Linked DNA regions of Homo sapiens: all the other regions are linked to region 4. A link is a loop called in an ENCODE intact Hi-C map of the cell type or tissue named here. Cell type or tissue: A673. All regions are shown on one strand. Region 1 has its middle 130 kb from the start of LINC01825. Region 2 has its middle 35 kb from the start of LINC01825. Region 3 overlaps DNAH7 (dynein axonemal heavy chain 7). Region 4 holds the start of DNAH7 (dynein axonemal heavy chain 7). Region 5 overlaps LINC01827 (long intergenic non-protein coding RNA 1827). Region 6 overlaps LOC105376755 (a long non-coding RNA gene). Region 7 overlaps SLC39A10 (solute carrier family 39 member 10).

Region 1 (4,000 bases), 660 kb before region 4:
AGAGAATGGGCATTATTTGACGTATCTAGTGAATCTCTAGAAGATCTCACTCACAAGCTTTATTTGACCTGACCTGACTCAGAGCTCATCTTGTGCAAACAGCCTTTTCCCCAGGAACGTTTGTCAAAAATAAGCACAGACAATTGTTCAACATTGCAGCTGCCTGAGATATTGAATAAGAGTTGGGACTTAATGATGTACTTTAATTCCTGTAAGTTTTCTTTACCCCATTCTTTTTTTCTTTTTGTTCCTCTGACTGGGCAGTTTCAAATGACCTATCTTGTTTGTGTGTTTGTTTGTTTGTTTTGAGACAGGGTCTCACTGGGTCATCCTGGCTAGAGTGCAATGGTGCCATCTCAGCTGACTGTAGCCTCAGCCTCCTGCGTTCAAGTGATCCTCCCACCTCAGCTGGCAGGGTAAGTGGGACCGCAAACACACGCCACCACAGGTACACACCACCATGGCCAGCTAATTTTTTTGTTTGTTTGTTTTTTAGAGAAGGAGTTTCAGCATGTTGCACAAGCTGGTCTTGAACTCCTGGACTCAAGCAATCCACCCACTTCAGCCTCCCAAAGTGCTGGGATTACAGGCATGAGCCACTACACCTGGCCTCAAATGACCTATCTTCAAGTTCACTGATTCTTCTGTTTGACGGAGTTTGCTGTTGAAATTCTCTGTGAAATTTTTCAGTTTAATAACTGTGTTTTTTTTTTTTTTTTTTCTGAGACAGGGTCCAGCTCTGTCACCAGGCTAGAGTGCAGTGGTGCAATCACAGCTCACTGCAGCCTTGATTTCCTGGGCTCAAGCAATCCTCCCACCTCAGCCTCCTGAATAGCTGGAAACACAGGTGTGAGCTACCACGCCTGGCTAATTTTCATTTTAATTTTTTGTGGAGACTTGGTTTCACCACGTTGCCCAGGCTGGTCTCAAACTCCTAGACTCGAGTGATCCAACCACCTCAGCCTCCCAAAGTGCTGGGATTACAGGTGTCAGCCACCATACCTGGCCCAATAGTTGTGTTCTTTAGCTCCAGAACTTATGTTTGGTTCTTTTTATAGTTTATATCTCTTTATTGAAATTCTCATTTGGTTCATGTATTGTTTTCCTGATTTTATGTAGTTGTCTATCTGTATTCCCTTGTAGCACATTGAGCTTTCTAAAGATGATTGTTTTGAATTCTTTGTCAGGAAGTTTACAAATATTCATTTCTTTAAGGTTGGTTATTTTGTTCCTTTGACACCACATTTCTGATCCTTGCAGGCATGCTTTGGTGCTGCCCATTTGAAGAAGTAGGCATTTATTTTAATATTTAAAGACTGGCTTCATCGGGGAAAGTCCTTTCCCAGTCAGTCCATCCAGAAATTCTGGGCTGGCCATCTGGTATGGTCAGTGAACAGGTTTGCTGCTAGATCCTTCAGGCAGGCTTGCCTGGTACTTGGGTCAGCAAGTTGGAAGGCCACATGCCTGGGTCCATGGGGTTAAGCCTGGAGCCTTGGTCTACTGGGGTGGACATGGAGTTTAACACCACAATGAGCTATCACTTCTCGTCTGTTAGAATGGCTATTATCAAAAAATAAAATCAGAAATAACAAGTGGTGGAGAGGATGTAGAGAAAAGGAAACTTTGTACACTGTTGATGGGAATGTAAATTAGTATGTATGCCCATTATGAAAACAGTATAGAGTTTCCTCAAAAAACTAAAAATAGAACTACCCTATGATCCAGCTATCCCATTACTGGGCATATATCCAAAGGAAATAAAAATCAGTATGTCAAAGAGATATCTGCACTCCCATGTTCAATGCAACATTATTCACAACAGCCAATATATCAACCTAAGTATCAATCAACAAATGGATAGATTTTTTAAATGTGTGTATATCCACAGTGAAGGAAGTCCTCTCATTTGTGACAACATGGGTTAACCTGGAGGACATTATGCCAAGGGAAATAAGCCAAGCACAGAAAGACAAATGATCTCACTTCTATATGAAATCTAAAAGTCAAATTTATAGAAGCAGAGATTAGAGTGGTGGTTATTAGGGGCTGCAGGGGGCGACTGAGGATAGAGATTGGGGAGATGTTGGCCAAAGGATTCAGAACTTCAGTTAGGAGGAATTATTTCAAAGAGATCTATTGTACAATACTACAATGACTATAGTTATTAAAAATCTATTGCATACTCGAAAATTGCTGAGAGTAGATTTTAAGTATTCTCACCACACACACACAAAATGTGAGGTAATGCATATGTTCATTATTTTGAATTAGTCATTCCACAATGTATACATATTTCAAGACCCTGTGTTGTATACCGTAAAAATATACAACCTGTATTTGTCTAACTAAAGATTAATTTTATTTAAAAGATTTGAGACAAACAATAGACTAATCAAAAAGCTTACAAGGAAAAGCTGGGAAGGAGATATCCATAGGGGCCTTTGAAAAGACTCCTGGGAACTAGAAGTTCATGTGCCTGTGTAGGTCATCCCAATTGCCTGAACTTCTGCTGTAATTATTGCCAAACCACATCATTTTAAAATTATATGGAAGCACATATGACAATTATGTTAGTTTCATCTCTCCAACATTATATTAACATCTAATTTTTGTGTACCACTGACTATGCTCCAGGAACTGTTGTAAGTGCTTTAGATGTGTTGACTCATTCTCATAGGTTAAACATTATTGTTACTCTCATTTTACATAGGAGAAAACTGAAGCTTAGAGTTTTTAAAATCTCAAGGCCAAAAAGCTATGAAGTTTTGGAACTGGGATTCAAATGCCAGTCTTTCAGCTCAAGAGGCCATTCTTCTGAACACCAAGGTATATCTCCTCTAGCTTGGCCTCTAGCTTATAGAAAGGGCAAAGGCTTTGGAGTCAAAGACTTGTGGATATGCCACTTTCTAACTTGGGGAAATCATTTTATCCCTCTGAGGGGTCAGGCTGATGCTACCACCTATTTCATTAAGATATTACAAAAATTAAATCCGAGTGTGAATAGAAATATACTTTGTGTATTGAAAAGTGCTAATAAAAAAAATTCACTCATTAAATACCTGGATCATGGGGAAGGTAAGAAAAACTGTATGGTAGAGCAGAGTTAGTAAGACCTGAGTTTGATTCTGACTTGAACAGTTGCTATTTCTGAGACCTTGGGCAAATCATTTCATCTGTATGGGTCTTAGTTTTGGCATATATAAACAAATGCACCTCTGAGTTCTGAGGGTTAACAAGAAAAAATAAACAAAACACCTGACAAATACAGCAAACTCAATAAATACCATGTCCCTTCCTACTCTCTTTCAATGTCACAGAGCAATGCCCTATTTCCACTCACTTAGCTTTTCTACCTAAACTTGTCAGCTTCTGACATATTACTTACTGATTTGTTTCTCTATTTTGTTTATTTTCTGTCACAGGTAAACCCCTTGAGAGCCAGAGCTTGTGTTTTTCTTTACTGCTGTATTCCTAACACCTAGAACACTATCTAGAAAATAATAAGTGTTCAGTAAATATTTATTGAAGGACCCATTATTATTATTTATTATTATCATTATTATGATCAGTGTCATGGGCTATATAACTGCAATAACAGCACAATATGAGGCAAATATTAATTAAGTAGCATTAAAGTGTATAATATGCTCTCAATCCAGTTTTCTTGAAAATTAATTTTCAGAGTACCTGAATCAGACTCATTTTTGGTACTCATTACATCAGAATTGCCAAATCAAAAGAGAGTTATTCCAAGAATTTAACCTTTAAATATATTTCACCTTTTCTTCCTTCTGTTTTCATATAATCCAGAGTCTTGTTTACCAACCATTTGAACATTCTACTACTTAAAGTAGTATAAAGTTTTGTTATAATTTGGATGAGGCGAAGATAAGGCTAAGGAGAAGATAAATTTTAAATTCAAAGGTTGGCTCTGAAATTAATTTTATTTTCTTAACTATGTGTACATGGATTAAAGCCAGAAAAAAAATTTATAACCCAG
Region 2 (4,000 bases), 570 kb before region 4:
ACACGTTTCACTATATGTGTCAAATAGATGAATGAGCAGTTTGGCTTTAAAAAAAATAAGAAAAAGAAAATGTTCACAAATCACAAGGCTAAAGTTAAAATTGGCTTCTATCACCTCAAAATTTACCAGCCAATCCCAGAGAATGGCGGTTGGCAATACAATAATTAAATATTTCTCTGAACAAAGAAAAGTCTGGAAAAATAACCAGTGATTTTTTAAATGAGTGTATGGTAACTTTCGTCTTATCACTTTGTGCCCTGATTGTAACCAGAAATGCAAAATGCTGTCTAAAACCGTACTCTCCCTACTCCTATATATTTTCCAAATTGTGCATATCTATATAGTCTTCCAAAGCTCTTGGCTCAAATGGCAATTACTTAAAGCTACTGGAATTCCCAGATGCAGCATCTTCACCTTCATCACACTGCAGCCTTTAAGGCTTAGAGAGACACATTATACTCAACAGGAGTGAGGACTGCTAATGGTGGAATGACAGAATGTTAAACCTGAGACACCTAAGAAACTATTTAATCAGCCGCCTAAATTTATATGTAAACAGATCAAGACCCAAAAACAAGAAGCCACTGATGAACATTTACTATTTTATTAAACACTTTCATAAAAAGGTTTTGTTTATAAGGGATTATTTACCATTTTCCCTGTTTTTGTTGATTTACAAGGGTCTTAGTTTCATGCTGCTATAACAGAGTATCACAGACTGAGTAATTTATAAGGAAGAGAAATTTATTTCTCACAGTTCTGGAGGTAGGGAAGTCTAAGATCAGGGCACCAGCATCTGATGAGGTATTTCTTACTGTGTCACCCGGGCTGAAGGGCAAAGAGAAGGCAAGAGAGAGCAAGAGGGGCTGAACTCATCCTTTTATAAGGAATCCACTCATGTGAGAATGGCATTAATCCATTCATGAGTGCAGAGACCCCATGATCCTAACACCATCCATTACGTCCCACCTCCTAACACCATTGAATTTGTGATCAAGTTTCTTACTCATCAACTTGCAGACACATTCAAACCATAGTAACAAACATAAACTTGTTTTGTTTATTTTCCAGTTGTTTCTTTAATGAACAGCTCTTTAGAACCTGTTGTAGCTGGGCGCGGTGGCCCACGCCTGTAATCCCAGCACTTTGGGAGGCCAAGGCAGGTGGATCACGAGGTCAGGAGATCAAGACCATCCGGGCTAACACGGTGAAACCCCGTCTCTACTAAAAATACAAAAAATTAGCCAGGCATGGTGGTGGGCACCTGTAGTCCCAGCTACTCGGGAGGCTGAGGCAAGAGAATGGCGTGAACCTGGGAGGCAGAGCATGCAGTGAGCCGAGATCGCGCCACTGAACTCCAGCCTGGGCGAAAGCAAGACTGTCTCAAAAAAAAAAAAAAAAAAAAAAACCTGTCGTAGTGAACGGCTGTTGATTTTTGCCTGCTTAGTAACCCTCAGTTCCTCTCCAGACATACACAACTCTAAATCACTAACTTTTTCCACATCTTGAGGCTAAGTCCTTGGATGGAGCTGAAACTGTCCTCAGATACAGAATGACTTCGTAGCTCTTAGTTAGTTTCATGCTGCTATAACAGAATAACAGAGTAATTTATAATGAAGAGAAATTTCTGAACAAAGAAAAGTGCCCTGATTATAACCAGAAATGCAAAAATGCTGTCTACAACTGCATTCTCTCTACCCCTACATATTTTCCAAACTGTGCATATCTATGTAGTCTTCCAAAGCTCTTGGCTCAAATGGCAAGGTTCAGATTGGAAAATTGCCTCTGACCCTAGACTTGTTAACTGGGGAATAGACAGGAAAATAACCTCTGACCCTAGCCTGGTTAACAGGGGAATAGACTAGCCCTCTCCACAGTAAATGGTTTGTGGATAAATACATGACCCAATTAACACTAATTGCAGGACTCAGAAGTCCAACTCACAAGAGTCAACAGGAGAGGAAAATTCAGTGGGCCACCAGGGGGAAGCCTACTTAAAAAGTTAGCCAACACAATTAAAAGCAGAGACAAGAGATGGAATGAACTATCCAGCTATGTCTACACCTTGATTTTTATGTTACTTGGGTCAATACACTGAGTTGAGTTTTCTGTCACATGGCACCAAAAGTATATGAACTAAGAAATAACTGCAAAGTGTTGTATGAATTTACAGAAGAAAAACAAATACAGGGTTATAATATAGTATTTGAACACACAACAATAGAGCTTTCCACATTGACTTGCCTTCAATAAAGACGACCAGCCTTCTAAAACTGGAAGCAGTATAAATATATAGTTAGAAAGTTTCTTGGCTCTGGTTTAAAGCAAGGGATCTACTGCCTGAGTTTTAATCATCTGCATTTCTTCTTCTATCCCAGTCTCTAAGAGAAATAAATGCCAGTAAATTGTTCTAGAAAGAAAAAACTTTGTGAATCAAATTTCTATTTTTACTGGCTTATAAAAAAGTTCTTAATATAAAAAGATACTATAATTCTTTAAAACTGCAGCTGCAAAAAAATTAAGGTCAATTGGAAGATTTGTTTTTATTCTTAAGACAAATAAATAGATGACTGTAACAACTGAATACATAACTATCCACAGTTCCTGTGGCCTACAAATGTAGCTACAGAAAAGATGCTGTCCAGCATAGCAGCTTTCAGCTGGGCAGAGTAATAGTGCCCAGCCAGAAAAGCTCAATTTTCCCTTCTCTGTGTGAGATCACTCACCTAATAGAGCTGGAAATAATAATAACTAGCAAAACAAAATGGTACACTGAGATAAGCGCTTTCCAATTTGAACCCTGTTTAAAAGGGAGGATATAGTAAAAATCCTTTTTTAGCAACACTTTTTCCCATCCCAAAGAGCTTTAGAAGGTTTAATGTGCTCTCAGTTTTCTCTGGAGGGCCACAATCCATGAGTCATTTGGCTAAGTAATCTGCGTTCCAGACTTTTCTTTACTCAGAAGAATGTTTAGTTATTGTATGGCCAACTACTCCTATTTAGCTAACTTAGCCTTTACTACCAGGCATTGGCGGGGAAATTGAATTCAAGCATTTATTTGAAGGAGGTAGAGTCACAGTTGTTATGATTATCCATGGCTGTGTCTATATAGAAACAAAAGTTCTGCTTGTAAACATTAATGTAGAAAATTAAATCAACCCAAAGATTTCGGGAGAAAAAAAATACTCTTACTTTTTTAAGTAAGTAAATTGATACCAATGTATTTTTACTATGAATTAGATGGAAAGCTTCTTTACTTTATTTGTATTCTTTACTTATATTCGTAAAAACAGCAAAAATGAATGGAATGTTCCATTAATTCAAAAGTGGATTGACATAGTAAAGATGTCCATTCTCCCCAAATTGATCTATAGCTTTAATGTAATTCCTAACAAAATCCCAACAAGGTGTTTCATAGATACAGACAGGCTTATGGGCACAAGAAGCCGAAATAATTTTGCAAAAGAAGAGTAAAATGACAGGAATCGCTCCACCCAATATTACAGCTTCCTGTATAGCTACAGTAATCAAAATAATGTGGTGTTAGTGGAGGGATAAGTGCGTAGATCCACAGAACAGAAAACCTAGAAATAGGCCCACACAAATATGTCTGACTGTTTTTTTTTTTAAGATGCAAAAGCCATCAATGGAGAAAGAATAGCCCTTTCAACAAATAGTGCTGGAGCAATTAGACATTTATAGGCAAAAAAAATAAAAAAAAAAATCCTCAACCTAATCTTCATAACTTACACAAAAATCAACTCAAAATGATCATACATTTAAATGTAAAAGTAAAACTATCAAAATTTTAAGAAAAATACAGGAGAAAATATTCAGGACCATAAGCTAAATGAAGAGTTCTTAGATTTGATACTAACAACACAATCTATTAAATAAATAAATAAATAAATTGAGCCGGTTCAAAATTAAAATTTTTTGCTTGGTGAAAGTCTCTGTTAAGAATATGAAAAGACAAGCAGCAGACTAGGAAAAAATATTT
Region 3 (4,000 bases), 130 kb before region 4:
ACTTGGAACATTCTTGTAGAAAAAATATTATATAAACATGATTATATATATTTATGTTCTACTTTGTTCTAAAAATTAAGTTTAAGCAGATAAATTTAGTCATGTATTCTACATGTAAATTACTTACCTAGTGGGATCTTTAGTCTCAGATAGTATCTCAAGAAGTTCATCATTGGACAAAAAAAAGAATCTGGGGAAAAAGAGGCGTTTCTTTTCCAAATATTCATTAAGTCCTTTAAGAATGAGCTCCAAAAGTTCATTAGATTTTTTCAGCCTTTCCAGCATTCTGTCAATGGTTACAACTGTCAGAACATGTTTATCCTAAAAATAAAAATAAAAAACACTCAATTCAAAAATATTAGATACTAACTCTATTTATATTCATATTATATTTGAGATTATATGTTTGTAATCAAACAAAGGTTATGTAAATTTTAAGGGGAGTATTTGTTTTTTAAAAGTAGTCTTGCATATTCTAGGTCTACTTGGCCTCTCTGATTCTGTAAAAGTCACATTGATTTAATCCTCAGCCCTGTTCATAACGATTCTCATTCTAAGTTGAGAAGTGTAAGAAACAGAAAATGAGAGAGAGAGAACACTGCCTGAACTCACAAGAAGGACAGTGGAAACAAACTGGTATGAGATATTTTCTTTTGTATTTTATTCTTTGAGGAAAAGAATTCTAAACAATAAGTCATCATTATAATTATTATTTTGAATTTTATTGTTATGAATAATAATAACATAACAGAATCCCTGTTTTATAACTACAGAGAAAAAAGTAAGGGTTGAGGAAATGAGGAAGAAAGCTTTCTAAGAAGATCTTACATTGTAAACAATGACCCTTGAAACTACTTTATAACACTTCTTGCTGAAGGACTGAAGTTCAAGGTGTGCTCTTCCTGAACTCTCTAGAGACAGACTGTTCCACCTTTAAGGCATGGTGAACATTCTCACTTGAAAGTGTCACTGTGAGCTGTTTGCTTTAAAGTGATTCAAACACAATCAAATATTTTTAAAAGAGCTTTCTTTTATCCTGTGTATTCAAAATAAGAATTATAACCAAAAGCTGATCTTAAAGAACTCATATTTTTTAAAAAAAGTAAATAGAGTTTATTGATTTCTCAAAATATCTATACAGTAACCACCAAGTTTATGAAAATCTTTAGAAATACATATAAAAATACAGCCTAGATATAGTTGAAATAGAATTCTTTTTACTTTTTTTTCTTTAACACATGGTTGATGTCATCTGGGTCTATTCTTGGTCTTATAATTCCAAAGTCAGTGTTCACCACTGACATCATTGACAATGTAAGGAAAGTTCTTTACTTAATAAGCTTGAAGGTGTTGAAAAAACAAAAAAGGTGCTAACACAACAGAGATTTCAATCGCCAAGTAGCACACCTCATGAAAATACACCAGACATTTATTAATGTAACAGGGCATTTTAGGAAATTTATATGAAATTAAATCAAGAGAATATTGTTAAAAACTAAATACTAAATTTCAAGATTAACTAATTAGATATTTTTGGTATTTAGCCATGACTGAGAGATAACCAAAAATGTAACCAGTAAATTTTTTCCTATAGGAATTTTATTCAATTGCAGGAGTCTCTAAAGTATGTTTTTGTGAACATACTTTGAATGTGTCTGAAAAGGAAAGATACAATTTTTGCTTTTTTTGGATTACAACAATGCAATTTGGAAACAGCAATTTAATCAAAGAAAATAATTATCATTACTTGTTTCCTCAATAAAACATGAATATATAAATCATATAATATAATTAGATCAATTTATCTTTAAAGGTGCATAATTTTTAAAAGGAATTTTATTATGCTTCTTGTTTTATGTTTCAAATAGACATTCACACACACACACACACACACACACACACACACACACAAACACACACAGCATAACAGACTCAGGCCATCATGTTCGCCTAAATCCAAATATCAAAATAATGTTCTTAGAGTGCCACCTTCTGGAAAAGTATGCCTGTATTTGTTTGGGGAAAAAAGCTGAATTGTGGCTAATAAATGTAAAAAACTCCTTTCACACATGAACAGTATTTGTTATTCTCAACCAAAAAAATTATTGCAATGTTTCCATTCTTAATCTAAGATTTGAAAGCTAAAAACTCAGTTATTTAAACCAGTATATTCCATTTGCTAAATATTATAATTGCCAAAATAACAAACAAACAACAACAAACCATGGAAAGAGCATTCAGGTAAACTTTTTTTATTATTGAATTTCCAGGGTCAAACCTATTTAACCAGATTAGCTTAATAACTCTGAACCAAATATGCTACTTTTAAATGAACACAGGCAATAATCTATGTATCTTTGTATATGGATTTAAGATTTTAAAATAAAAGTAATCATCTTATGACTGGCAACTCAACTACCTTTACTCTCTCCCAGTGAGAAGACAAACATAATAAAGACTGTATCAGATAAAGAAAGGGGCCCAAGTTGAACAGACTTGGTGTCTGTCCACACTCTATTCCCCACTACCTGTGCGACCTTAGATCATCTGCTTAATCTGAGTCCCTTTTTTATTATCTTGAAAATGGGGATAAAAGCCCTCTCTCAAAATCGGTATGAGGACTAAATTAGATAATGTATTTGAAGTGACTAATATGGTGTCTAAAACACACAGACACTTGAAGCGACCCTTTTACTCCCCCTTTCCTTCTCCTCACCCCAAAATTGTCTGTTAGAAAGAGTGCAGGTGGGGAAGGATTGACTCTGGGGAAAGGGGAAAATGAAGCATTTACATCACTCCATGTTTTATGGAGTTAAAATGAACATTTTATAATCTTCCATCCTTCAAGAAAGGTATTTATCATAGTAAAATAACACTGACTTTAAATTCCTCTAAGAATCGCCATCAAATCCTGGTACAGAGTCACCATTCCATGTTGAGTGCTTCAGCAAATGCAGGATGAACTGCACTTGGGCTCATACAGGGAAACTCAAGGAATGTACAAGCCTCCATGTCACAGAAGGCTGGTACTTCATAGCTATGTCCTCAGAACATAGCAATAAGATGTTGTAACAGGAAGCTACTAGAAATTTGAATCTTAGTATGACTTCTTTGACACTTTAATTACTTTCTGTCTCCTAAAGGGGAAGAATTGAATTATTAATTGTCATTTTTTTGGTTAAAAGAACACTGACTGACAATTTTTAAGTGTCTTCTTTTACTTCACAACCACCCACCAATCTCATCAGCTCTAGTGATGATCTACTAGGTTTACATTTCTAAACCAAATGAATGTGATATCAGGGGCCCGAAACATTGAGTATATAGAGAGCTTTCTCATTTCTGCTACTAGGAAGTTTCATAGAAAATACGGTTTTGTCACTGCTCAAAGAAATAAGAGAGAACACAAACAAATGGAAAAAAATTCCATGCTCATGGATAGGAAGGATCAATATCATGAAACTGGCCATACTGCCCAAAGTAATTTATAGATTCAATGCTATTCCCCTCAAGCTACCACTGACTTTCTTTGCAGAATTAGAAGAAACTACTTTAAATTTCACATGGAACCAGAAAAGAGCCCTTATAGCCAAAACAATCCTAAGCAAAAAGAACAAAGCTGGAGGCATCATGCTACCTGACTTCAAACTATACTACAAGGCTACAGTAACCAAAACAGCATGGTACTGGTACCAAAACAGATATATAGACCAATGGAACAGAACAGAGACCTCAGAAATCACACCACACATCTACAACCATCTGATCTTTGACAAACCTGATAAAAACAAGCAATTGGGAAAAAAATCCCTATTTAACAAATGGTGCTGAGAAAACTGGCTAGCCACATGCAGAAAACAGAAACTGGACCCCTTCCTTACACCTTACACAAAAATTAACTCAAGATTGGTTAAAGACTTAATTGTAAAACTTAAAACCATAAAAACCCTAGAAAAAGAAAACCTAGGCAATACCATTCAGGATACAGGCATGGGCAAAG
Region 4 (4,000 bases):
CTTTCATCCTTCCAAAGGAAAGCTACACTCTAAATTAGCATAAATGAAATTCTCAAGATTAGTTTTTAAATTACAAATCAACCAAAACAGTGATAGAGGGCCCTCTGCTGTTCAAAAATAGTAAGTGGAAAATGGAAATCATGTCCATTCTTTTAAGATCCCGCTGCCTCTTCAATAAATCACAACCTTTCTGGAGGGGGAGTGAGAGACTAGGGTGTCATTTCCCAACATCACTTTTATAAAGATGAAGCAAAATTTAGAACTTAACGGCTGGTGGGTTTTTTGTGGATACTTTTTAGTTGTAGATGGGTAAGTTAGGGGAATTGTGAAAAACAGCTATTGAGAAATACCATTGGAAATGTGGTAAAAGTGTATTTTAAACTCTAACAACGTAGGATATGGTTCAAGATCTGGCCGAAGACTAACTTGGGCAACAAGCAAAGAAGCTGCTCAATATATAATAATGGTGACAGTAACAAATGTTATTTTTTAAATCTGATTACATTAATATCATGTAGAAAAAAACTAGTAAGATCTATTAAACAATTGCTCAGTGTTTTTGGTTACTTGTATCTGAACTTTTTGTTTTTTGCTTGTCATTTACTCTTTTATTATTAATACCAATACTAATTATACTTTAGCATATGAATCAGTGTCCATTTCTTAGTTCTTAAATTATACTTATTTTTTTAAAAAGGTTCAAACCAAATTTTCTTGAGCATTTCAGGTATTAATTACTTATTTGATGAACTAACCAATCAGGATCTTCACATAGTTCTGTTAGTAATGTACAACTCAATGGATAGGAGACTAAATCCGTTTTAATACTGTTTCCACAATAAATTCTAACACTACCGAAAAAAGCATTATAAAGCAATAAAAAAGAAATAATTACCGTTTAATATTGTTTAAAAGCTAAATGAAATTTGCAGGCTTAAAAACAACTGTTTTTCTTCCAGGAGGTTTATAGAGTCCTTTTCCTTATTCATCACTACGTAGAAAGCTAGAGTTATTTTCTAGCTAGCCAGAATAATGACCACGTTTAATATCTTCCCATTCTGTGCTGATATTAAGACGACTGACCATTGTTCTGCCTTTCTGTTAGTTGCTCTTAAGTTCAATAAAGAAAGAATTCTTAGAAGAAAAAGGAGAGAAAGACAGAAAGGAAAAAAACGAGAAAAAAAGAGAAAGAAAAGCAGCTATTGCAAAGTGCATCTTTTATCACATACCATGGAATATCATCTTAAGAAGTGCCATATGTCACTTACCAAGGCCTTTCATGTATAGTATAATATTGTATAGTTATGGTATGGCATGGTATCTAATTTGAAATTGACAACAACCTCAAAAAGAAGAAAAGTTGTTCTGATGTTTCCCCCGCTCTGCATAAGAGGTGGGAGAACTAAGGCTTACAAAGACTAAGAGATTTGTCCAAAGTCACATGGCTAGGAGTTGGCTTCGATTCCCACCTTAGAACCCAAACCCGCTGCAACTCCTCGCAGAGCCGCCTCTCACCCAAGCACACCGCCATTAGCACTCTGGGGGTGCTCTGGGCTGTGGCTCCCCCTGCTGGCGCGCCGCTAGGCGGCTAGGTTTGGTTGTTATGACGACCAAGGGCAAACAGCTGGGAAGGGAACTTATAAGGGCATTCACGGAAAGCGCTCAGTAACCCAGGCCACAAGTGGGGTGAAGGAAGCTGTACACCGCGGAGTCACAGCTGGGGAGTTCGCTAGGCAGGAGGGGCTTCCACCACTTCCGAAACGCCTGGGAAGCGTCGCGGCGGCGGCGAGCCTGGCAAAGAGCAGCCCTCTCACCTGCTCACTGCTCATGGCTGCGAGGACGCGCTGGCCTCACCGGTGCTTCTGGGTTGCTCCTGCCCGCGGAACCCCTAGGACGATAGAGGCAGGGCCCCGGGACTTGCAGCGGTCTCAGCTCCCTCCGCACCAGAGCCGTCTAGCGTCCGGGCAGCGTTTGTTGCTAAGCAACGGGCCCGCGCAGGTTCCATTTCCGGTCATCTGTTCCTTCTGGGGCTGGACCCGGAAGCTGGCGCGCGGTCCCGCAAGAGGAGCTTTCTGGGGCGCTGCTGCCAGTGTTGTGAGGTCTAAGGTGTGCGTTGAATAACCAAAGACACTGGGTGGGTCTCCTCCAATATCCTCTGATTACTGAAGTAGATCCTCACACTTCCGCACCCTCCTTCTAAATAAGCCGGATGCCCAGGACTGCTGCCTTAACCCCTCAGAGGTCTCGGAGAAACACTGGAATGAAATGATTACAGATTTCATTGCTAATGTGGGCGAGTGGAGTAATGCGAGGCAGGATCCAGTAAACACCTTTCATTATTCATGTGCTTCCAACCCCTGTGCTGTTGACTCTTCCCACACTCCAGAAAACTATCCTTTGGAAGAATACCAGTAAAGGAACCTTCCAACAATTCTTGAAACCAACATTCACAGATGGTTTACTACATGAAAAGTGGTGTGCTAAGCACAAATGTGACCAAGACATCCATTCGCCACAGGCTGGGGGGTGTCCAAGCCAAGCACTTACCGTGTAGTGGAGACGGTGCTAAGAATGGCAGTCCTCAGTGAGAACATAAAGCACCAACTAATTTTCTCATGGAGGGCATGGAAGGGATGTGGAAGCTGAAATGTGAAGGAAGAAGAAATGCCAGGCAAAGAATGCCGGGCAAAAAGCAGGTCACATACAAAGGCCTGAGACAAGAGAGCATAGCTATTGGAAGCAGTGAAAATGGTTCTGAGAGGTCGATGAGTAGGTTTGGATAAAGGGGATTGGAGCCAGTCTAGAGAAGAAGCTGAGGTGATAAGCAGGTGATATATCTTAAAGGACCCTATAAAAGGGCAGGAGTTTGGATGTCAAAAGCAACTGACCTCCACTGAAAAGTTTTATGCTAAGAAATGGCAGAATTCCATCCTGAAATTAACAAGGAACCCCAAGGGGTCATAAATAGCCAAAACAATCTTGAAATTAAAGAACAAAGTTGGAGTACTCACACTTCTTGATTTCAGAACTTACTACAAGACTATAGTGACCTTAACAATTTATTTTCAACAAATGATGCTGGGGAAACTAAATGTCCATATGCGGAAAAAAATGCAGTTGGACCTTTACCTAAAAACATCATATACAAAATTATCTCAAAATTGATCAAAGATGTAACTGTAAGGTCTTAAACTATAAAACTCTTAGAAGAAAACTTAGAAGAATCGCTTCACGACATTGGATTTGGCAGTGATTTCTTGGACATGACACCAAAACGACAAGGAAAAAATAGACAATTCGGCTGCATCAGAATAAAAAACCTTTGTGCATCAAAGAATACTCTCATCAGTAAAAAGACAATCCACACAGGCCGGGTGTGTTGGCTTACGCTTGTAATCCCAGCACTTTGGGAGGCCGAGGCAGGCAGATCACGAGGTCAGGAGATCGAGACCATCCCGCCTAACATGGTGAAACCCTGTCTCTACTAAAAACACACACAGAAAATTAGCCGGGTGTGGTGGTGGGCACCTGTAGTCCCAACTACTCGGGAGGCTGAGGCAGGAGAATGGCATGAACCCAGGAGGCGGAGGTTGCAGTGAGCCGACATCACACCACTGCACTCCAGCCTGGGCGACACAGTGATACTCCGTCTCAAAAAAAAAAAAAAAAAAGTCCACAGAATGGAAGGAGATATTTGCAAATCTGATGAGGGATTAATGTACAGAATATTAACAAGTGTTAATGAGGATGTAGAGAAATTGGAACTCTTGTGCACCACTGGTGGGAATGTAAAATGGTGCAGCTGGTATGGAAAACAGTATGGCAGTTCCTCCAAAAATTAAAATAGAAATATATTATGATCCAACAATTCCACTTCTGGTACAAACCTAAAGAAGTGAAAGCTGGGACACAAACATACATACATATATATATACATATATGTATATATATGCTCATATTTATAGCAGCATTATTCACAATAGTCAAAAGGTGAAGCAAC
Region 5 (4,000 bases), 500 kb before region 4:
GAAGGCAGCATGCTCGTTAAGAGTCATCACCAATCCCTAATCTCAAGTAACCAGGGACACAAACACTGCGGAAGGCCGCAGGGTCCTCTGCCTAGGAAAACCAGAGACCTTTGTTCACTTGTTTATCTGCTGACCTTCCCTCCACTATTGTCCCATGACCCTGCCAAATCCCCCTCTGTGAGAAACACCCAAGAATTATCAATAAAAAAATAAATAAATAAATAAAAATAAAAATAAAAATAAAAAATAAAAAAAAATAAAAATCAGGCCACAGGTGGGGAAGAAATCACATTGTAGATTAAAGTTTACATTAATTTTAAGATCCAGGAGATTTTCATGGTGGTAATTTAAATGAGACAACTAAACCTATAAAATTTCATGAGACACTCTCAAGCTTTGATCAGATTGGAATAGAAGGGGATGAACTGAAAGTTTTGCTAGGTTGGTTAGACAAGATGTAGGGGAAAACCTGTTACATAGGCCACGTGAGGCCTAATAACAAACTTGGCAGAACTGTCTGACAATGACACCAAGTGAAACGCTCCATTCAGCACCACCATTGGGAAATCTAGGACTGGTTGCATGGAATTTCTGGCCTGACACATAGAAGATCTCCTACAGAAGCCGCATGTGGACCAAGAAAGACATTGACAGGACTCTGTAGCATTTCCTTCAAGTTTATTAAATTGTCAGCTACGTGTATACAGTGGATTGTTCCATTGTTGCATTTCTATTCTTCTCTCATGAAAGTTAAGATTCTGAAGATACACAAAAAGGTGAAAATGCCTTTCACACAGGAATCCCACTCAGGGATCCTCTTCCTGTAGTTCTGCGGTTTTAGTAAGGGCTGCCATTGCCTCCTCCTGTTAGAATTTGCAGCAGAATCCTGTGGCCTGGGAGGAGGAAATGCACTATAGTGAATAGAAAAAAATAATACAAAATCCCATAAATAAAATCCCCTCTCTTGCTTTATAACTTCAGTCAAGAGTGACTTGTGAACTAGTAGCAGAGCTCAAAAGACAGTATACAGACTTTTTTCCAGAAAGAATGCTGGGACAGAAGTTTTTAGCATTTCAAACACTAAAATAGACCGAAGAAATTCAAAAAAATAATGTGCAAAATATCGTGGGCTTCAGTTAGCAGAACTGATTTGCTTTCTATAGCAGCAAAATTAGATGTGACTATCTTCAATGCTATGAACAATGGAGCTTAGCTACATAGCTCATATTTGTGCTAATTTCAGTGCATTAAAAGGTTTTTCATTGTTTTTATTGTTTCAAGCTACTCATAAATATGCACACTCAAGTAGCTGTACTGAAAAATTATGCCATGTTTGATGAAAAAGCTTCTTAAGATCACATACAATTGGTATCTCCGACACTTGAAAGATATCCTACATGTGAAGCAGTTGCTTTAAACACACACATGCACATACTAAGCTGTCCTCACTAGGAAGAGGCAAGGTCAGACTCCAGCGGGTTCCTGTCTCCTGTAGGGTTTGTCATTAGAGAACAAAGGCAAATTGCCAGTGCTTATGTACATGAATTGTCTTTATCCTCCTTTGTTTTGGTTATGGGGCCTATCCTAGTGATTTTACAAGATGCCTGCTGTGTTCCTGAGAAAATAAAATGTGCAAAGCTTGCTTCCCTTCAGCTTGTCCATACCCATGGAAGACATCTTGAGTGATTAATTGCTGAACTCTTAACTGCTCCTCTCTCCATTCCTTTGGTAGTTTGGTGTTAATCACAACCAAGTTGTCCTTTCAAGTGAAAATGCTGGCAGGTCCCTTTAGGTTTTATTGGGCCCCAGAGACATTTGGCCTAATCTGAATCTAAAGCTTAATTTCCAAAATTTAATCGATCTGATCTTTTTTTTTTAAGCCACTCATACTGACAACAATATAGATGACCTTTGGCCGGGCTCGGTGGCTCAATCCTGTAATCCCAGTACTTTGGGAGGCCGAGGCGGGCGGATCACAAGGTCAGGAGATTGAGACCATCCTGGCTAACATGGTGAAACCCCGTCTCTACTAAACATACAAAAAATTAGCTGGGTGTGGTGGCGGGCGCCTGTAGTCCTAGCTACTCGGGAGGCTGAGGCAGGAGAATGGCATGAACCTGGGAGGCGGAGCTTGCAGTGAGCCGAGATCTCACCACTGCACCCCAGCCTGGGCGACGAAGCGAGACTCTCAAAAAAAAAAAAATAGATAGATAGCTAGATAGATAGATAGATAGATAGATAGATAGATAGATAGATAGACAGATAGATAACCTTTTTAAAGATCCTTTTAGGCAATTTCAGTGGTTTGGGAGAACATTCAGTGCAGAAATCTTTGTATTCTCTAAAACTGGGAGACCTTTTTATAGACTCACACAATGAAATACATTTAGCACTAGAAGGGATCTCAAAATCATCTATTACAGGCCTATTGTTTTATCAGATAAAATTTCCATGATATAATTTTTTTCTAAATATGTATATTTTGGATAAAGTAATATAAGCATATAGTTCAAATGTCAAAAGGTACAAAACACTGAACAGTGAAAAATAAATGTCTCCCACTCCTAGTCACCCAGTTAGCATCTTTGGAGGAAACCACTGTCACCAGAGATAGTCTATGCGTGCTATGATATCCTTTCAGCAAGAGCTTCAGACCTAGCAAGACCAGAGAGGTCATAAATTAATTGTATTTGGAATTATCATAAAGTAATAGTAGACCTTTTAACTTCAATCTCAACTCTCATTACTTACTAACTTGAACAAGTTAATTAATGTCTCTTCCTCAATTTCCTCATCTGTATGATAGAACTAATGATACCCACCAGTCAGGATTGTCAGGATTATGTGAGGTAATGTACCAAAGTCCCAGATACATACCTTAATTTTGACTATGGGAAAATATAATCTTTTTTTTTTTCTTAAATCTATCTGCATTCTAAATGTAGAGGACACAGTTTCATTAAGGTAGGAATGAGGATAACTATACAAAATATATAATAAGGAAAAATATGGTATGATGTCTGTTTGCATAGCACTATCAGTTTATTTTTCCCAGCCTTGATGAAGTTGATTGGCTTCTTCCTTAATCACTTTCATTTCATTAATAGTTGTCTTTCATCTTCTCCAAGAGCACATCACACAACCTGAAAGTCAGAGGTCTCCCTGAAATCCACTACTTTCGAAGATTGTATGCTGATCATATTACTGAGAGAGTTCAAGAGGAGGGAACTTATCACTTAATAAATTTCGGTGATGCAACTAATGTGTCCTAGGCATTCTGCTAGGTGGTACAGAACCAAGCAAAACACAATGGACAAGATGGTACTAACGACTGTTCTACTTAGGGAGCCAGGAAATTCAAGGGATTGCTTTGTCTCCTAAGACCTAGAAAATCATTAATCTCACTCAAATTTAAGAGTTCAGTTACAAGTAAAAGGAAATCCAATCAAACAACTTAAACAACCAAGGGAATGTATTGGCCGATGTGACTGACGAACCAAAAACTGGGCAGATTTTAACAAAACCAGTAGTCCCATAATGTCAATAAAGACCTGCTTTCTTTCCACTGCTGCACTCTATCTCCTGTGAAGCAGTTTTCGTCTTAGGCTGCGTCTTCTAGTGTAGTCAGAAGCAACCACAGTTACATGCTTCCTAGTTCATATCTACAAAAGCAGAGAGTACCTTTGAAGCAACTCCCATGGATCAGACAAGAATTTTCTTTTCCAAAAACTTCAGCAATTGGCTGGCAGTGGTGACTCAGGCCTTTCACCCTAGCACTTTGGGAGGCTGAAGTGGGCAGAACACTTGAGCTCAGGAGTTAGAGACCAACCTGGGCAACATAGGGAGACCCTATATCTACAAAACATCAAAAAAATTAGCCGGGTATGGTGGCCCCCTCCTGTGGTCCCAACTTCTTGGGAGGCTGAGGTGGGAGGACCACTTGAGCCCAGGAGATCGAAACTGCACTGAGCCATGATCCCGCCATTGCCCGTCAGCCTGG
Region 6 (4,000 bases), 750 kb before region 4:
CAATGACTTTGACCATGTACAATAGCTGTGAGAGCTGTTAATTATTATCCTTATAGTTCAGGATGTGGTTAAATGACTTACCTAAGATGTCATAGGAAGGTGGTGCCAAGATCAAAATTAAAATCTTCTAACTTCCTAAACTGTGCTCTTTCTAGGAGGCCATTGCTCCTTATGATAAATACATTAAAATTAGCATGATATTTTGAGCAAGGTCATTATCACAGGAAGTTCTACAATAATTATAATGATGCTGACACTTGGTAAAATATTTTTGGAACTCTTGTTTTAAATTTCTCTTTCTGGGAATATAAGAAAATCAGTCTCATTACATGTTTCATTCAACAGAGATTTATTCAGTATCTGTCACTTGCATGCACTACACTGGGTGATATTGGGATATAAAGATGATCCAGTTGGCAAGAAATTTACAATGTAGTAGGCACAATGAGAAATGTCGCACTGGTGCTTTTTTACTTAATAGATTTGCATGGACATTGTATGGGCATAATGCATATTGTACTTTATTGAATCTAAAGTGTTATTAAACACACTATTTTATGTTCCAATAGGAGAAAATCACTGACAATTAAATTGTGACAAGTTGCTTTCCCATAATTTAAAAATAGTTTACATTTATTCTAAGAGCCATTTAGTCTTACTTTGACAGAGATCTTTTTTAACATATTAGTCTATTGCGTATATAAAAAGAAAAATACAGCAAAATAAATTGGTTAAGGCAATAATTCATAATCACCACAACTGCTGCCTCATCGTTGGTAACTGTAAAACACCAGTGATTATTATATATTCTCCAAGTTGAGAGTTAAAATGTAATTTAAAAAAGGATTTTTAGAATCATTTAAGGGCATATTTTCTGATCAGTTTCTAAAACAGTCATTGTGTAATGGAGCTAGAACAACTCATGAAAAAAATGATACAATGCTTTAACTCCTTTATTTTTGTCTTTGGGCGCTATTATTAATCACCACAGTAGTTGAGAGCATGCATTACAGAGTCCATGAGGCCCAAGTATTGGTTCTACTGCTTACAAGCTATGTGACTTTTTGGCAGATAAATGACCCTTTCTGAGCTTCAGAACCCCCACATGTAAAAATGGGAATAATGAAATAATGAAATTAAAGCATTAAATGAAATAATGTACTAACACACTTAACACATAGCCAGTAGTACTTTTATATTTGAGTGTGGCTAAGCTCTGGTTATTCTTCTCAATAAAATAATGATAACTAAACTGTTGAGTGCAGGAATAGTTTAAAAGGCTGCTTTCTCCCCTCTCCAGTGATAGAATGTGCAGCATCACCCTTTCAGCTGACTCTTGAAAGTCTTGGATCCCACTTTCACCAAGGTAAGAAAAGAATTAACTGCTCTGGCTTAAAGCCATTCCTGAGTAGCTAACAATTGACAATAAGAATAAATAAACCTGAGAGAGAAATTCAGTTTCCAAATTCATCCCTTATCTTCAAACATTTAAATATTAAGAAGACTATACAGAAGCATGTTTATCCCTAATATATTCATAAAGTCATAATCACAGTATTCCAAAAAAACTGAATTTAAACACTATCAAGTAAACTACCCCAGTCAGAAGAGGTACAAACTGAAAAAAATTAAATAAAAATATTGGAAAGCCTGCCGTCTCAGATAATGTGAGCACCAGAATCATGATAATGAAGAACAGTTCAGGAAAAGCAAGCAAGGCAGAGAATCTAAATCAGCTGGTTACAGTTAGCTTCTGGGTGACGGATAGCCTGGCTGCTGCCTTTGCTTCCCTAGTCCACCTCTGTGAGGGGTGGAACCAAGCCAAGCCCATAAATCAGACACAGCCTCGAGGTTGAGACTTGTTAATAGAACATAAAGACAAACTTCAGAGACAACCTGCACCTCTCAACCCTCCCTAAGGCTGGCAAGGCCAAATATCCTAAGGCACTGAAAGCCGTTTCTAGGTCACTTTCTGAGTAGGAAAGGAAGCTTTAATTTTAACTATTCCTCCGCTCCAGATGCCTGATTACCATCATTAGCACTTACCACCTATTATATGCTTTTTTAATTTAAAAACTATATAAAATTATAAAGAACAAAAATATTTTACTAATGCAATATAAGCCTTAGTATTTCTGAAAATGTATTTATCAACTGTGAACACTTTCTAGTCATTTTCATTGAAAAAGAATGCAAAATAATCCTATGGATAGAAGTAAAATGGACAAATAAACTAATATTTGTAAAGGTGTACAGTATTTATTTCCACTTCACCAGAGGGAGTACATATGTCTGTTTCATTATTCATATGCCACGATTTTAGTTTTCCTGCTTGCTAAATATAAAGAATGTTCTAAGCCCCCAGGCAACAGATTTCAGTAAATGATGGCTGAAATTCATTCACTGCATTATAGCAAAAAAAAAAAAAAAAAAAAAAATCACAGAAGATGTGAGTAACAATGTTCAGGGTTTCCTTTTCCGTGGAGCATTGTAACTACAATTCCTTTGACATCAAGAACTAGTCAGCCTTTGTGTATTATGAATGCTTATACAGCAAATTAATATAATATGAACTTTATGTTAATAAAAACAATTTTACCTATGCCTCTGTTCTCAAAGGTGAAAAATCACTTAATAGGTGGTCTACCGTGAACCTAAATGTTGTAATAAGGTCAAAATGATAATAAAGCAATTTTCACATTAATAGTCTTCTCAATGCTAAAATCATAATAACTCTCTGGATTGTTCTCATAAGAAGCTACCTTAGTTTAAAATTCAAGATACAAAATCAAGCACAGTTCTTTCTGTACAGTTGTTTTTTAGTCTCTCCCTCAAGTAGCATATTTTTAATGCCCTTTTTAACTTAGACATAATGAGAAACGCTACATGAAAATATTAAACAGATTTAAGTTTCTGATCTATTCATGGCCTTAGGTAGAAAACTTACATTTAAAATTATCAGTGAAGAATTAAAAACTATTTTATTAAGGCTATCCATTAATCCATGTCATCCTGATCTGGTCTAATTACAACAGTAAATTCTGTCCATGCAATATTACATTTCAGCTCTGAAGAAGATTAGGAATGTCACTGATGTAGCATAAGCACACTCAAAATGGAGGGAAAATATTTCCCACAGAATGCCACTCATGATGTCCTGATTATAATATGCAGGAGCTTTTAGTTTGCTTTCAGTGTCCCCAAAACTCATTTTGGAAACTTAATTTCCAGTATGGCAATGTTGGGGGATGGAATATGTGGGAAGTAGGCTCTAATAGGAAGCTTTTGGGTCATGAGTGCTGCCCTTCTGGGTGGCTTGATGCCATTCTTGCAGTAGTGAGTGAGTTTTTGCTCTCCGGAGACTGGATTAGTCCCCAGAGACTAATCCACAAGAGTAGGTTTCTATTTTAAAAAAGCCCAGCCTCTTTTTGCATGCACTTGCTTCTCCTTCCACTTTCTGCCATGAGTTTAATTCACATGAGACCCTCACCAGACAGGCTGCCCAGCTTTGGACTTCCCAGGCTCCAGAATCATGAGCCAAATGAACTCCTTTTCTTTCTAAATTGCCCACTCTCGGGCATTCTCTTATGGGAACACAAAATGAACAAAGACAGTTTTGAAGCTTCCAAGGCAATGAGAGAATAAAATCAGTAGTGAGAGAGAGGGCTATCAAGAAATATATGAAGGCCAATGAAGTAAAGATCATCAGGTACATCTTGGGCTGTTGTCAAGGCATTTTTGCCCTATCTGTTGTTCATTTGAAAATGGATATGACCTGATTATCTCTAACAGAAATCTCATTGAAAAATATATTTCTCATTGGCTCTGACACAAGCCTGAAATATACAAAATGCTAACTCCTTTAGGTCAAAATATACACTATTTTTTATTTCAGCCATTATCATTTTGGTTTCCATTTGTTGATTAGATTTGCCAGCAACTTGATAGAGCTGCAAAATATTAGTATAGAGGTGAGGAAAACTTTGATGACAAAAGGAAG
Region 7 (4,000 bases), 400 kb before region 4:
GGGATTACAGGCATGAGCCACCGTGCCCAGCCTATGCTATTACTTTAATATCTATAAATAAAAAGAAACAATTTCAGATATTCCTTGCCTTCCCACCTCTAGGCTTTTTTCTAAATTCACTTTTATATATTTGAATTTTTGAGTTTTAAAATAGTGGTTTCCCCTATAATTGTCTGCTGGATTGGCACTTTAAAAAAAAATCTGTAAATTAAATTTGGATCAGCAAACTATGGGCCAAATATCCCTGCTTCTGTAAATTGTTGGAACAAAACTTGCTTATTGATGTGTGTATTGTCTATAGCTGCTCTTGCGGTAAAATACTTTAGTAGAAAAATGTTCAGTCAAATGATCAATTCATAGGTAATGTGAATTTGCAGGTGTTCTTTACCTACATAGTAGAGAAGCTTTTTGTCTCTTTCCGCTTTCCATTTTTCCTCTGCAGAGGGAATTATGCTTTATTATGCTTGGAGTCGGAAAAGGAATGTGAAGCCCTTGGCCTTCAACTGTTGGTTACCACCGAACTGTCACACTGTTTGTAGCTACTTATGTAGCTCTCTCACAGTTTACCTTTTCTAATTGAAAAGCTGATTGTGTCTTCCTTGTAACTCTCTCAGAGCAGGAAATGGATCATATTTTTATGCCGCCTATGTCTCATGTCTTCTTTCCCTTCCCCTTTCCCTCCTATCTTCTCACTCCCCTCATAAAGCAATTCAAAACTGCATGCTTACAGGCCTTTAAACAAATATTTTGGTATATTAACTCAGTGCACTTCTACTGAAGATGACTCCTTACATTATTTTGCTTGCATGTGAAGAAATATACTTTGCACTGTGTTATAGAGGAACATAGCTTCTTGATGAAAGGGGCTAGGGAAAGATTTATTTAAATACTTTATCAATATAAATGAAACAATACATGGTGTGTTACTACATTATAAAATGAGATCAGTAAAACAATGTAAGAAAACGTAATAATAAGATAGTATAATATACACATAACGTATTCTGTGTATATATACATTATAAGGCAGTGAGATCATGTTTTCTATTCCCATGGACCTTTTTTAGAAAAGCATATCATATTTTCATAATTTTTTAATGTTTGGAATATACTGTTTTTAAGATTTTGATTTTATGGTGTTTCAAGAATATAGAAGTTATGAAAAAAAAAGAAATAAGAGAAAAGTAAATTGTATATTAAAACAGAAAAAAGATTTGGGTTTTAAATTAGGATAGTCTATAGTTTTTTTCTTTTTTTTTTTTTCAACTTTTATTTTAGATTCAGGGGGTACATGTACAGGTTTGTTACCTGGGTTATATTGTGTGATGCTGAAGTTTGGGGCATGAATGATCCTGTCATCCAGGTACTGAGCATGGTGCCCAACAACTAGTTTTTCAGCCCTTTCCCTCCTCCTTCTCTCCCGTTTTTTCCAAATAAAGTGAATAATTGAATGTATATAACATCTTATGAAAGCACATACAGTGTACATATAGAATTTATTTTCAAGCAAATAATCATGCCAGTTAAAAATTGAAAATCAGAAAGGTATGCTAAAGTTAAATCACTGAAATATATTAAGAAAAAAGTTCTTTAAATTCACTGTAAATATAATTTCATGGAATATATAATTTCTAAAACAAATTCTTAAATCTTTTTCTGTGAAGATTTTTGCGTAAACACAAGTACTTAAGGTTTTTTAGTTAACTGATATGTGTGTGAAAGTGTTGGATGTTAGTGCAACTGACATTTTTCTTTTTCCTAAAAAAGAAATAGATGTTAGGGGTTTTAGTTTTTTAGGAGTTATTTTTAATTATAGCTTTTCTTTTAAAAAAAAATAAGAAAATATACACTAAAATATGGGGAGAAAAAACTTTTAAAATTTAGCAGCAGTCATAGAAGAAATTGCAGAAACCTTAATAAGTTTCATTGCATGTACATGAAAACATCTATACATGAAAGGGAAAACATGATCAAAATAAAAAGGAACAGAACTGCAGGGTTTTTGCAGAAAATGTGACTGAATCATGTTATGTAAAAGCTCATATATGTTGGAAAAAATATTGAGACATCAGGAATAACTTTAAAAATATGAATTAAAAATAAAGTAAGACCTTTTATTTATTTAAAAATTTATAATAATGTGAATGAGAGTGCTATGATCATACTGCTGGTGGCAGTATAACCAAGCTTAATTTCTCTAGAAATCAATTTGGAAAGTAAGTATATGACAAAACCTGAAAAGTGTTAAAGTTTTTATAGTTTTTCCCCTCATCTTGGAATTCATTCGAAGCAAGTAATCAAAGATAATAGCACAAATTGGAATTAAAATGTTTGCATATTGTGTTTCAGACTGCAAACAGGCTGGGTGCAGTGGCTCACACCTGTAATCCCAGCACTTTGGGAAGCCGGGGTGGGAGGATTACTTAAGGCCAAGAGTTTGAGACCATCCTGGGCAACATAGGGAAACCACCATCTCGACAAAAAATTTAGCCCAGTGTGAGGTCGGGCACGGTGGCTCACGCCTGTAATCCCAGCGCTTTGGGAGGCTGAGGGGGGCTGGATCACCTGAGGTCAGGAGTTTGAGACTAGCCTGGCCAACATGGCGTCTCTATTAAAAATACAAAAATTAGCTGGGTGTGGTAGCAGGTGCCTGTAATCCCAGCTACTTGGGATGCTGAGGCAGGAGAATTGCTTGAACCTGGGAGATGGAGGTTGCAGCGAGCAGAGATTGCGCCATTGCACTCCAGCCTGGGTGACAGAGCGAGACTCTGTCAAAAAAATGAATAAATAAAATTAGCTGGGTGTGGTGCTGCGCACCTGTAGTCCCAGCTATGTAGGAGGATGGCTTCAGCCCAGGAATTTGAGACTTCAGTGAGCTATCATTGCACCACTGCACTACAGCCTGGGCAACAGTGGAAACCTGCCTCAAAAAATAAATACTTGAAAAACCCACAGACAAATGCTTGTGAAAATCTTAAAGCTAGAATTCATTTTCTTCCACATGTGACATTATTTTATTGGTTTGTCAACTAAAATTTAATTTATAATTGCCAACTTTTAGGTTTTTTTCAAAGTTATACATGAATATAGTTTAAAGAATCAAATAGTTGTGTGAAGTTTCTTGGGGGGAAAAATCAGTCCCCTGTCTGTTCCTTTCATATTCTGCCTAGAGAGATAAGGAACCCCTTAATTCCTTTAGTTGATTATTTTGCTATTCATTACCATGTCTCCAGATAACATGTTCATTACTTGCAGCTGATTTTCAGTTCTAACCATTATCTATTTAATGAAGAATGATTTTAGTGCTCTTTCACTTCTGTGCATACCTTCCTATTTCCTGTACTCCAGTTTCTCCGTACAATTTTCATTGTAATTTTGGTTTAGAACAGTAATTGGGGTTACATTTTTATGCTATAAATATTATTTTATACAATGTGCCATTGTAATAAATGACTACTTTCCTGCACAACTTTGTTTTTTCTGGTAATAATTAGCTTGATTTTTTTGTCCTTTTATTTAATATGCATATATTAAAAGACCCCAGCTCTGTGTTTCTGAATGTAGCTATATAAGAAAGGGGAATGTGGTCAAGACTCTATGTTCAAGAATTTTATGTAGTTTTAAAAAATTAATTGGACAGAAAGCTCCCATGTTGGGGAATAAGTAGCCTCTGTGTTGTCTGAAACATAAAAAAAGTCAATGTTATACAAAGATTGACTTGGAGATTTTTTGATTATTTTTTTCCCATGACGTCATGGAAAAGAAGGATCATTTTAGCTGGCAGTTTTTACAATGGCAAGCTGGTATAAAATCAAGGATGTATAACAGTGACAAGACACTGAAAAAGGGAAGGGTGAAAATGCATGGAATAATAAAGATTTGAGGTAGTGCAGCAGTAGCTATTTTTAGAATAAAGACAGCTGTCAGTGATGAGTGGAAAGAGAACAATAAGCTGTTGCCAGGCTGGAGTATAGTGGTACGATCACAGCTCACTGCAGCC

The links. A loop is a pair of places that touch in the nucleus more often than their neighbours do. Peaks named below come from ENCODE experiments on the same cell type or tissue, not always from the same donor. Only the 100,000 strongest peaks of a DNase experiment are listed, where the experiment ranks them.
Region 1: it touches region 4 in a loop (3-fold over the local background); 8 of 110 quality-filtered maps call a loop at or near these places.
Region 2: a loop joins it to region 4, with 2.8 times the contacts of the local background. A loop is called at or near these places in 18 of 110 quality-filtered maps.
Region 3: a loop joins it to region 4, with 4 times the contacts of the local background. A loop is called at or near these places in 9 of 110 quality-filtered maps.
Region 5: it touches region 4 in a loop (5-fold over the local background); 24 of 110 quality-filtered maps call a loop at or near these places.
Region 6: a loop joins it to region 4, with 7 times the contacts of the local background. A loop is called at or near these places in 16 of 110 quality-filtered maps.
Region 7: it touches region 4 in a loop (13-fold over the local background); 54 of 110 quality-filtered maps call a loop at or near these places.

The regions. Positions count from the first base shown.
Region 1 is chr2:195,402,794-195,406,793 of GRCh38, forward strand. No RefSeq gene overlaps it. Among named protein-coding and RNA genes, the nearest start is that of LINC01825, 130 kb to the right of the region's middle. In A673, a CTCF peak has its summit at 2,063; no DNase peak of the experiment used is centred here.
Region 2 is chr2:195,496,391-195,500,390 of GRCh38, forward strand. No RefSeq gene overlaps it. Among named protein-coding and RNA genes, the nearest start is that of LINC01825, 35 kb to the right of the region's middle. In A673, a CTCF peak has its summit at 1,949 (motif pointing right); no DNase peak of the experiment used is centred here.
Region 3 is chr2:195,936,472-195,940,471 of GRCh38, forward strand. DNAH7 (dynein axonemal heavy chain 7) reads right to left here. Exons shown (of 65, transcript NM_018897.3): 20 at 128-321. Among named protein-coding and RNA genes, the nearest start is that of DNAH7, 130 kb to the right of the region's middle. In A673, a CTCF peak has its summit at 2,007 (motif pointing left); a DNase peak (open chromatin) is centred at 1,960.
Region 4 is chr2:196,066,883-196,070,882 of GRCh38, forward strand. It overlaps DNAH7 (dynein axonemal heavy chain 7), which reads right to left and starts at 1,955. Exons shown (of 65, transcript NM_018897.3): 1 at 1,815-1,955. The coding sequence starts at 1,829. RefSeq lists enhancers at 1,247-1,296, 1,777-1,866. In A673, CTCF peaks have their summits at 109 (motif pointing left), 1,576 (motif pointing left) and 1,776; DNase peaks (open chromatin) are centred at 129, 1,569 and 1,979; H3K4me3 peaks cover 1,168 bases.
Region 5 is chr2:195,568,970-195,572,969 of GRCh38, forward strand. It overlaps LINC01827 (long intergenic non-protein coding RNA 1827), which reads right to left. Exons shown (of 2, transcript NR_187191.1): 2 at 662-893. Among named protein-coding and RNA genes, the nearest start is that of LINC01827, 3.5 kb to the right of the region's middle. RefSeq lists an enhancer at 1,252-1,842. In A673, no CTCF peak of the experiment used is centred here; a DNase peak (open chromatin) is centred at 1,552.
Region 6 is chr2:195,320,715-195,324,714 of GRCh38, forward strand. All of the region lies in intron 1 of LOC105376755 (a long non-coding RNA gene), which reads right to left. Among named protein-coding and RNA genes, the nearest start is that of LINC01825, 210 kb to the right of the region's middle. In A673, no CTCF peak of the experiment used is centred here; no DNase peak of the experiment used is centred here.
Region 7 is chr2:195,662,542-195,666,541 of GRCh38, forward strand. The region is part of intron 1 of SLC39A10 (solute carrier family 39 member 10); the gene reads left to right. Among named protein-coding and RNA genes, the nearest start is that of SLC39A10, 7.3 kb to the left of the region's middle. In A673, a CTCF peak has its summit at 2,151; no DNase peak of the experiment used is centred here.